2 separate regions of the Homo sapiens genome follow, and region 1 is linked to region 2. The links are chromatin loops, found by intact Hi-C in ENCODE. Cell type or tissue: ascending aorta. All regions are shown on one strand.

Evidence for each region. Hi-C counts contacts between places; a loop is a spot of excess contacts. Peaks named below come from ENCODE experiments on the same cell type or tissue, not always from the same donor. Only the 100,000 strongest peaks of a DNase experiment are listed, where the experiment ranks them.
Region 1: a loop joins it to region 2, with 2.4 times the contacts of the local background. A loop is called at or near these places in 4 of 110 quality-filtered maps.

What each region holds. Positions count from the first base shown.
Region 1 is chr12:93,776,005-93,781,004 of GRCh38, forward strand. The region is part of intron 2 of CRADD (CARD and death domain containing adaptor protein); the gene reads left to right. Among named protein-coding and RNA genes, the nearest start is that of CRADD-AS1, 41 kb to the left of the region's middle. In ascending aorta, no CTCF peak of the experiment used is centred here; DNase peaks (open chromatin) are centred at 1,463 and 2,367; H3K4me3 peaks cover 645 bases; H3K27ac peaks cover 4,196 bases.
Region 2 is chr12:93,915,593-93,920,592 of GRCh38, forward strand. The region is part of intron 1 of LOC105369911 (a long non-coding RNA gene); the gene reads right to left. Among named protein-coding and RNA genes, the nearest start is that of CRADD-AS1, 180 kb to the left of the region's middle. In ascending aorta, no CTCF peak of the experiment used is centred here; DNase peaks (open chromatin) are centred at 1,939, 2,747 and 3,019; H3K27ac peaks cover 4,286 bases.

The DNA.
Region 1 (5,000 bases), 140 kb before region 2:
ATCCTCATCTTTAAAAAAGTATCTTTTCAGAAATTTTATATGGACATTCAAGCACACACAATATATCCTCTTTTATCTGAGAGAACCCATTTAATATATGCATTTTCTGTAATTTGATATCTTTAATTAATATATGGAACAGTCTTTCATACAATTATATAGTTCTACTTTATTTTATTTTAATCAACAGAATAGTGGTCCACTGTACTGCTTTTCTGTGATTCTTATCGAACAGTATTTAAATTTATTTTCTTAATGTCTGCATTTATTATGCACTGTGTTGCAGAGAACATCCTTATAGCGATCTGCAAACTTGTAAAGGGGTTATTTGTAGGGGACTTGCAATGGAATTTCTAGGTTGAAGAGTGTGTGTATTTAAAATTTTTTTGAAGACTGTGTGTATTTAAAATTTTGATAGATATTGGGGAATTGTCCTCCAGAAAGGCAGTACCATTTTCATTGTATCCGCAGGGTATGTGAATGCCTGTTTCCTAAGGCTTTTTCTTTTTAAAGAGGACTTGAAGCCAGAGAAGAGGAGACAAAGAGCAGAGTGGGTACTAAAAGTAAGTGGCGGCCAAGAGAAACAGAAACACAGGTTCACACAAAAACTTGTGCATAGCAGCATTATTTATAGCAGCCAAACAGTGGAAACAGCCCACTGTTCATCCAGTACTGAATGGATAAACAAAATGGGGCATATACATACAATGGAGTATTATTCAGTAATAAAGACTACAGTGTGGATAACCTTTGAAAGCATGCTGCTAAGTGAAGTAAGCCAGTCATAAGATACCATGCATACTTATGTGAAATATCCATGTAGGCAAATCCATAGAGACAGAAAGAAGATAGTGGTTGCTTAGAGCGGGAGGTGGGGATGATTTGGGAAATGACTCCTGATACGTAAAGGGTTTCTTTCTGGCATGATGGGAATGTTCTAAAATTAGATTGTGGTGATGGTTGCACAACTCTGAATATATTAAAAACCACTGAATTGCATACTTTAAATGGGTGAATTTTACAATATGTGAATTTTATGTCATTAAAACTATTTAAAAAATAAGTGGTGGCAGAATGCATGGTATAGGATGGAAAGGATGAGGATATGGTCATTCTCACGGGCCTGTGGGTTGGGCAGGAAGACAGTGCCATAGCCAGCGAGCCAGGCAAGGTGGGGGAAGGTGTTCTGCCAGGCTATGCTGAGCCAGGTATTCAGGTGGCTGATGACAATCAGCTCTAGGGGTGGATGGTGGAGTTTTTTCCCCTAACAGAATAGAGACAAGAGGCAGTTGATGCCATGCCCTAGGCAGGGTCAGAACTGAGGTTAGTACACTGAATTTCTTACTCGTTGTTCTTGTTCAGTCCTTCGAATACACAGAAGATACTGTTCTCCTGGAAGGCAGTAATAGTTTCCTTTGCTGACCTAGAAATGCCTGCTGTGCTCCAGCATTTGGAAAAGGAAGGTCAGAGAGAGGAAGCTGAGCTCAGCTGCTGAGTCAAGGAAAAGAGAAGGAAGACCTAGGGGTCACCAACGAAGATGAGGCCCTCATTTGTGAATAAGTGTAGTCAGTTTTAAATTTAGCAATTAAGCTCTTTCTATATAGTGGAAGTGACTGTTCTTTTGGAATGTGTTTGCTAGTAAATATCATAAGAATGTTTAAAAGGAAGTTATGATTTTAAGTGACCTCTGAGTTGTGCTGATGGATAAAATTTAGCTCAACGGAATGAGGGTTAATCTCACGGTATACTCGGAAAGTTAAAGGGAAATCAACACACTTTTTCACCAAAGCCCGTTTTTCCTGGTGCTTGCGGCTGTTTGAACTTGCTCTTTGCTTCTCATTCCCCATCATCGTGGCTCCGTGGCATACATTAAATCAAACCATGACCTCCATACATTAAATCAAACCATGACCTCCGAATCTTCTTAGTTATTTTCAGGTACAAGGTTTTCAGCTTCAGAAAGGACAGAGGTCTCCATGGTTCCATTTTGAAGATTTTTGGGTGGCTACTGCTTGTTTACCAGCAGTTTGGTATAGAAGCCCAAGACAGTCCATGTGTGGTTCAGTATTGACCTAATAGCAGAATAAATTTGGACCAAACAGAAGTCCTTTTCTTTGTCACTGTGTTTGATTAACTATCCTGGATATGCTTTATTCTCTAAAAACTTCATTTTTGAAAATACCATGGTTATTAAACAACTAGTCTTTGTGCGTGATTAGGACATAAACAGGAATCTCACCCACTTTTAAACCTTTCCAAGAAATAACTTTTCCACTGATTTTATTTTGAATTGTTAAAAAACTTTTAGCAGGGAGAGAAAATTTGGTTGATGATTCAGAGCGCGAGGGAAAGGAAGCAAGGGATTCTGGCACATGCGCACGAGTTGAATGACAACTGGTGGATATTTTTATATTTATTGCTATTCTTAGCCTAAGGCCTGGAGCTGAGTAGGGAGTAACTAAGCTTAGCCATACTTATTAGACTTAGAGATTTTACTTTGTTTATGTCAATGTCAAGGCCTTTGGGAAAACTTTGGTATGCTTAGCTGATTTCTTGAAATACAATCTTTCTCTCATGCAATTTCCTCTCATTCAGTACGTGAAGAATAAAATGTTGACAGGTTAAACTGCAAGACAATCTAAGTTGCTGTTTATTTTTGTCTGTTAGCCAAATCTTAACTCACTATTCATAGCCACACAGGGTGTTTTTTTTTGGTTGGTTTTTTTTTTTTTTTGGTTTCAGTTTGTTTCTCCTAAATACATTTTAAAGATAATTAGTTATTGCCTGTATTAGAATTTCTTTTTGTGTTCTTGTGTTAGGATTCTGGAAGTAGCAATGAATTCACAGGAGAACTCAACAATGTAAGAGCAAGATGTTTCCACCACTTACTGAGTTGAGGGTATAAGATTTTATCCTTTGCCAGCCCCTTTAGAAATTGTGACTGTGAACTGCCATGATTTAACTTCAAAACACAGCCTGTTCTCTTGTCAGTGGAGCCAAAGCGTTATGCCTGAACAACGATTATAGGTTAGTATAGACAAGTGAAAAAGAGTTTTATTTTGCTGGATTCTGATACTACACATACTTAGGTTCAGCTAAATATCAAAATCGCCACAGCCAAGATGTAGTCATTGATGAGGACTTTAATTCTACCCAATGTCTGATCAATGTTTCATTCCATAGAAACATAGATGTTTCAATCCAGAAAAGCCTTTCTATTTTTTAAACCACAGATTGAGGAGGCAATGAGATGGAAATACTACCCTGAACTTAGTTCTAACTATCTAGAAAAATTTTTTATTGAAGTAGAATTGACTAAAACCTTGGGCGGGAGTAACCATGATAGTATTGTTTGGTAACTTCAAAAGAAAGAAAAGTTGGACATAACCAAATAGTAGTGGTGATTTTAGGAAAATATATTTCAAAGGAAAAAAACATAGATTTTTCAATATATAGAGGGATTTTTCAACATATAGAGACTTGAAAAGAGTACAAAAAAATAAAAAGAAGAAAGGAAATAGAGAAATAAAAAGAAAGTTTCTGACAGCAAAATCATCTTTTGAGGGAATGAGGAAAAAGAAAGAACCTTTTTTTTTTTTTTTTGAGACAGAGTCTCACTCTGTCACCCAGGCTGGAGTGCAGTGGTGCAATCTCGGCCCACTGCAACCTCCACCTCCTGGGTTCAAGCGATTCTCCTGGCTTAGCCTCTGGAGTAGCTGGGACTACAGGTGCCCACCACCATGTCTGGCTAATTTTTGTATTTTTTGGTAGAGAGAGTTTCACCATGTTGGCCAGGCTGGTCTCGAACTCCTGACCTCAGGTGATCTGCCCGCCTTAGTCTCCCAAAGTGCTGGGATTACAGGCATGAGCCACCGCGCCTGGCCCAGGAACCATTTTAAGATCAAGGAATTTTTGATGGGCTTGGATATTAAGAGAACATGTATAGAAGATTGAAAGACAAGCACATGATCAGGGACAAATTCAGAAGAGTGGCGTAAACCGGTAAGAAAATATCTGCAAAGCACAAGTTCATACTGAGCTGAAGCTGAAGAGAATGTTAAAGACAACAAGAAAGCTCTCTTTAAAGCTATGTTCATAACAAGAAAAACAAGTAAAGGCTAAGCTCGTTGCTTGGGGCAGATGGAATAATGTTAAAATATGACGAAAAACAGACCTACTCAACTATTTGGCTTCTCTTTCTCTATTAAAGACAATGATGTTCAAACTGGAATGTGTAACATAAACATAGTTAAGGATAAACTGAAGCATGCACGATAGATAATGATAATAATAGTTGTGACTACAATTTCCTGAGTTTCTATTCAGGACTGAGTACTGTAAAAGAGAATTTAGTTGCTTTTTAAAGTACTTACTGGCAGGCGTGCGCGGTAGATATTACTGTTATCAATCCCATTTACAGATGAGAAAACCGAGGCACAGGAAGATTTAATGACAAACCTGAAGTTACACAGTCGGTAAATGATGGGCTGGGATTCAGATCAAGGTCTGACTAACTTCAAAGCCTGGCTCTTTTCACTGGACTCCCTGATTCCCATGCCTGTCACATCTAGTGTTTTCAACAGGATTGCATTTTTTTGGTTTAAATTATATTGTAAGGCACATAAACAAACACATGCCAGTAGATGTTATTGAAGAGCCACAGTGTGTAATTGCTGTGAAACAAGGAAAATGGAATATCAAAATGATAAACAACACATAAAGACGTTCTTGATTACCTTTTTTTTTTTTTTGAGACAGAGTCTCTTCCTTCTGTTGCCCAGGCTGGAGTGCAGTGGTGTGATCTTGGCTCACTGCAACCCCTGCCTCCTAGGTTCAAGTGATTCTCATATCTCAGCCTCAGCCTCCTGCATAGCTGGGATTACAGGCACATGCCACCATGCCCAGCTATTTTTTTTTTTTTTTGTATTTTTAGTAGAGACACGGTTTTGCTATATTGGCCAGGCTGGTCTCGAACTCCTGACTTCAAGTAATCCACCCGC
Region 2 (5,000 bases):
AAATGACAAGTCATGCCCACAGGACCCTGCTGTAGAATTCCTCAGGGCTGGGCAGGGACTGAGTGGGACAGAGAGAGACTCCAGTCCCCCTTCTTAGATGTGTTCTCAGAGAGATAAACATTTCTATTTGGTGGGAAAGGATCCCACCAAAAATGGGCTGCTGGTATGGTGTCTGGGCAGAAAAACCACTGAAGTGTCTCCCACAGGGCAAATCAGGAAAACGTGGGCATCAAAATAAATAACAATGGGTCAGGCGCAGTGGCTCATGCCTGTAATCCCAGCACTTTGAGAGGCCGAGGGGGGCAGGCCATTTGAGGTCCAGAGTTTGAGACCAGCCTGGCCAACATGGTGAAACCCCATCTCTACTAAAAATACAAAAATTAGCCGAGCATGGTGGCAGGCACCTGTAATCCCAATTACTCAGGAGACTGAGGCAGGAGAATTGCTTGAACCCAGGAGGTGGAGGTTGTGGTGAGCCAAGAGATCACATCACTGCACTCCAGCCTGGGCAACAGAGCAAGACTCTGTCTCAAAAAAATAAAAAATTAATAATAATAATTATAATAATGGCAGCACATTGAACCCATTAAATATAATAGGAAGCCATGACTCCACCTAACTGAATACATAAATGGAAAGTTTAATGAAGAATAGGATATATGTATGTTTTTAAACTACCTCACCACAAAATACTTATTAATTACTAAGAATGACTTATTAATTACAAAGTCTAAACAAAATACTTATTCATTACAAAAAGTACAAGAACCAGTGGAAAGCCTGACAGACGCTTCCTTAAGCAAGAGATCAAAGTGAACACTATCATGATGGGACAAGCTGAGCTCATGTGTCACCTGACAGGATGCAGCAAGAAGACCCCGACATCCCGTTGGTGACATTCCTGCCAAAGACACATAGCCTGAATCTACTTGTAGGGAAACACAGACACACCCAAACTGAGAGGCATTCAGCAACACAGCTGACCTTGAAATATTCAAAAGTGTCAGGATCAGGCCAGGCACGGTGGCTCATGCCTATAATCCCAGCACTTTGTGAGGCTGAGGCTGGTGGATTGCCTGAGCTCAGGAGTTCAAGACAAGCCTGGGCAACATGGTGAAACGCCGTCTCCACCAAAACAATACAAAAAATTAGCCAGGCATAGTAATGTGCATCTGTGGTCCCAGCTATCGAGAGGCTGTGGCGGGAGAATCGCTTGAGCCTGGGAGGCAGAGATTGCAGAGAGCCAAGATCATGCCACTGCACTCCAGCCTGGGAGACAGAGTGAGACCCTGTCTCAAAAAAAAAAAAAAAAAAAGTATCAAGAAAGACAAAGAAAGACTGAGAAGGTATTCCAGACAAAGGAAGTAAAAAACACAGCCAGCCTGTAGTCTCAGTACTTTGGGAAACCAAGACAGGAGAATCACTTCAGCCTAGGAGTTTCAGACCAGCTTGGGCAACATAGTCAGACCCTGTCTCTAAAAAATAAAAATTAAAAAAAAAAAAAAAAGAACCAACCGTAACTTGGTTCTGGACTGGATTATTTTGTTGTAAAGAACATTATTGGGACAATTGGCATAACTCAAATGGGATCTGAGGAATAGACAGCAGGGCTATGTCAATGTTGATTTCCTGATTTTGCTGGTTAATGTGGGGTCATGCAGGACCACATCCTTGTTTGGAGGAATTCCACCCTAAAGTATTTAGGGGCAATGGGACATCAAATTGCAACTTACCATCAAATGGTTTAGGAAAAAATAATTCTTTGTACTGTCCTCCAATTTTTCCATAAATGTGATTTTGTTTTTCAAAATAAAAAAAATAAAAAAGAAAAGTAAGAAAAAAAAGAAGTCAGTGCCTTGTTTAGCTGGGAGGAAGGCCATGGTCTTGGGCACAAGCCTGAGATGTTTCTCGAAATTGAATTGCCTCTTTGCTGACTCCTGTGGGGACCTGGGTGGAAATGGAGGAGGGAGGCCTAAGATATCAGATGAATAAGTTTGCTCATAATCTTGCTACTCAGTTAGAAGGATTCATGATGATTTGTTGTGTAATCTTTTAGGAATGTGTGTGTGTGTGTGTGTGTGTGTGTGTGTGTGTGTGTGTGTAGAAACCTTTTTTTTTTAACTGGACAACATACTATGCCTACCGTTTATGAGCTTGCCTACTTCATGGTATTCTTCAACATCATTTTTAAAGGTTAGCTAATGAGTATCCCATTGGATGTGAATCATCATTTAGTTTACTAACCCCAGCTGGAGTTGGATTTGACATTCCTTGGTCCACCCTCCATACCTCATATTTTCAGTTCATGCTGTGCCTCAATGAGAAAGAAAAGAGGGAAGAGCTGCCAGGTTCTTTCTGGAAGACCTTATATTGTTTCCCACTTTCCCATGAACAGAATTGGGCAATGGGAGGAAGTTTTGAGGAGAGATTAAGATCATGCTCAGATGAGCTAGGTTTAATGACCAATTCTCCTCTTACCAGCCATGTGAAGTTGGACATGTTACCTGACATCTGTGTGCCTCAGTTTCCTCATCTGTAAAAGGGGGTGAAATGAAAAGTACCCATCTCACAGCGTTATTGAAAGATGAACAGACTCTAAGTAGCTGGCACATGTAAGTGCTCATTGGTGTTGGCCATTGTTAATACTATGAATAAATGTAAGAGGCAACTTTTGAGGTCTGCAGAAGGTTAAAAAGACACCAAGTGGGGCAACCTCCTCTGCCGAAGGGGAAATAGTCCTCTGTGTTGGTGGTGAGGCATAATTATGATGGAAAAAACATTTTCCAAGGTCTGGAACTGACGTGTACTCCTTGTGACATTTTAATCTGTGAGTAATAGATTCCATTGCCTACAGGGCTGCAATTTTTCCATTTATTGCTTTTTCCTCTTCTCTCCCAAACCTGGATTCTGCCTTTTCTCAGCTCCAGCCTGCCTCTAGCAACCATGAACTGTTTCTGGATAATCCCCTTCCCGCGCCAGCTTCTCTACTCAACTCAGGCAAGGAAGCCGAAAGCCCCAGAGCCACACTGCCTTTCTCGGGGAAAGTGGAGAGGACCTACTGTTTGCTCCATTAGTTACATTGCTTTCCATGCTCATGACAACTCTCTAATGCAGACACTGCAATGATCCAGGGTGCAGCAGAGGGGTTCCATGAATGGGCTTTGGAATCAGCGAGTACAGGACTGGCTTTGCCTCTCATACACTCACTGTGAAACCTGAACATCTGAGGCTCAGTTTTCTTATCTCTAGAATGAGCGGGACAATACTAATGACCTTACAGGACTATTAGGAAGATTGAGTTAAATCACACATGTAAAGTATATGCTTGTATTAGTCTGTTTTCACTCTGCTATAAAGAACTGCCTTAAACTCGGTAATTTATGAAGGAAAGAGGTTTAATTGACTCACAGGTCAGCATAGCTGGGGAGGCCTCAGGAAACTTACAATCATGGCAGAAGGGGAAGGGGAAGCAAGGCACCTTCTTCACAGGCGGCAAGAAGGAGAAGTGCCAAGTGAAGGGGGGAGAGTTCCTTATAAAACCATCAGATCTCGTGAGAACTCACTCATTCTCACAAGAACAGCATGGGGAGAATCGCCCTTATGATTCAATTACCTCCACCTGGTCTCTCCTTTGGCACATTGGGATTATGGGTATTATAGGGATTACAATTCAAAATGAGATTTAGGTGGGGACACAAAGCCTAACCATGTAAATGGTTAATTAAACCTATTTCCTTCAATGATACAGCCCCTAGAGCACAATGGATGCTCAGTAGATGCTAATTACCATAATTATCATTATTTGGAGTTGAAAAAATGAGCCTTGGGGTAATATAATTATTATAACTATAATTAATAATTATACTCTTCTCATTACATTTTGGAGGTGCAGAAACCCTGGTATACTTATCTCTAAGTTTAGTCCTTTTCCCACTGTACACAGCGGCTTGTCCCACTGTGCTGAAAACTACCATTCCCCTATCTTCTATAGTAATAGAAATTCTAGATGATTGTATGACCACCAGCTAAGATTACATTTCCCAGGCATCCTTGAGGCAAGATGTGGCCATGTGACTAGTTTGGCTGGTCGAATGCGCGTGGAAGTGGTATTTGAAGCTTCCTGGTTAGGTATTTACAAGGAAAGGGCCTGCTTTCCCTTGTCCCTTTCCCTCTTGGGTTGACTGAGTGGATTTTGACATAGAAGGATATAAACTTCTATCTTGTGTAAGCCATTGTATTTTGAGTCTCTTTGTTACAGCAGTCAAACCCTCAAAGAGAGGGAGTAGCAGTGTTGGTAGTAACAGGACTCAGGCTAGGAGTCAGGAGACTTGGCTCTATCCCTCATTTGCTTCATGGCTAAAATATTCATTTGCTCCCTTATCTGACAACATTTTGCCAGCACCTGTACAAGACATTAGCAAGAGATAAATAAAACATAGCTCCAGAAATTATCTAATCCATCTGCAGTCTTGGTGATGTTATCCATGTTAATCTTTCAGGACGATATGCTCACTTATAGAGGATATGGAGTTCAGTTGCAGATGCAGACCAGGGCTCTTAAATAATTGCTCTGCAGGTTCCAAACATTTTATGGGTTCAGAATGGGTTACAAGGCTGTTAATATACTGAGCAAAATGCTTAAAACAATCATAGATGTTGAGACACTTACTAATTGCAAATCCTTTGCAAGATATCGAACCTCAGTTCCAGTTGTCATATGGAAATAATGGTATGAAGGGAATTAAATTAGAGAACACATATAAAGTACTTAACACTCTATCTGACATTTAGGAAGCAGTCAATAAGTGCTGTTGACAATGACAACAATGAAAACAATGACAATGATGATGATGATGAAGGCATAGGCTTGATTTTCCACTGCCCTGGAAAATCGGCCAACCAAGGCCCTCAGAAAAGCAGTCATCACCAATACTCTGCCACCCATGTGTACTCTGAGGGCCAAACGAGGCTGTCTTTGTTAAAACACTTTTTAAGAAGGG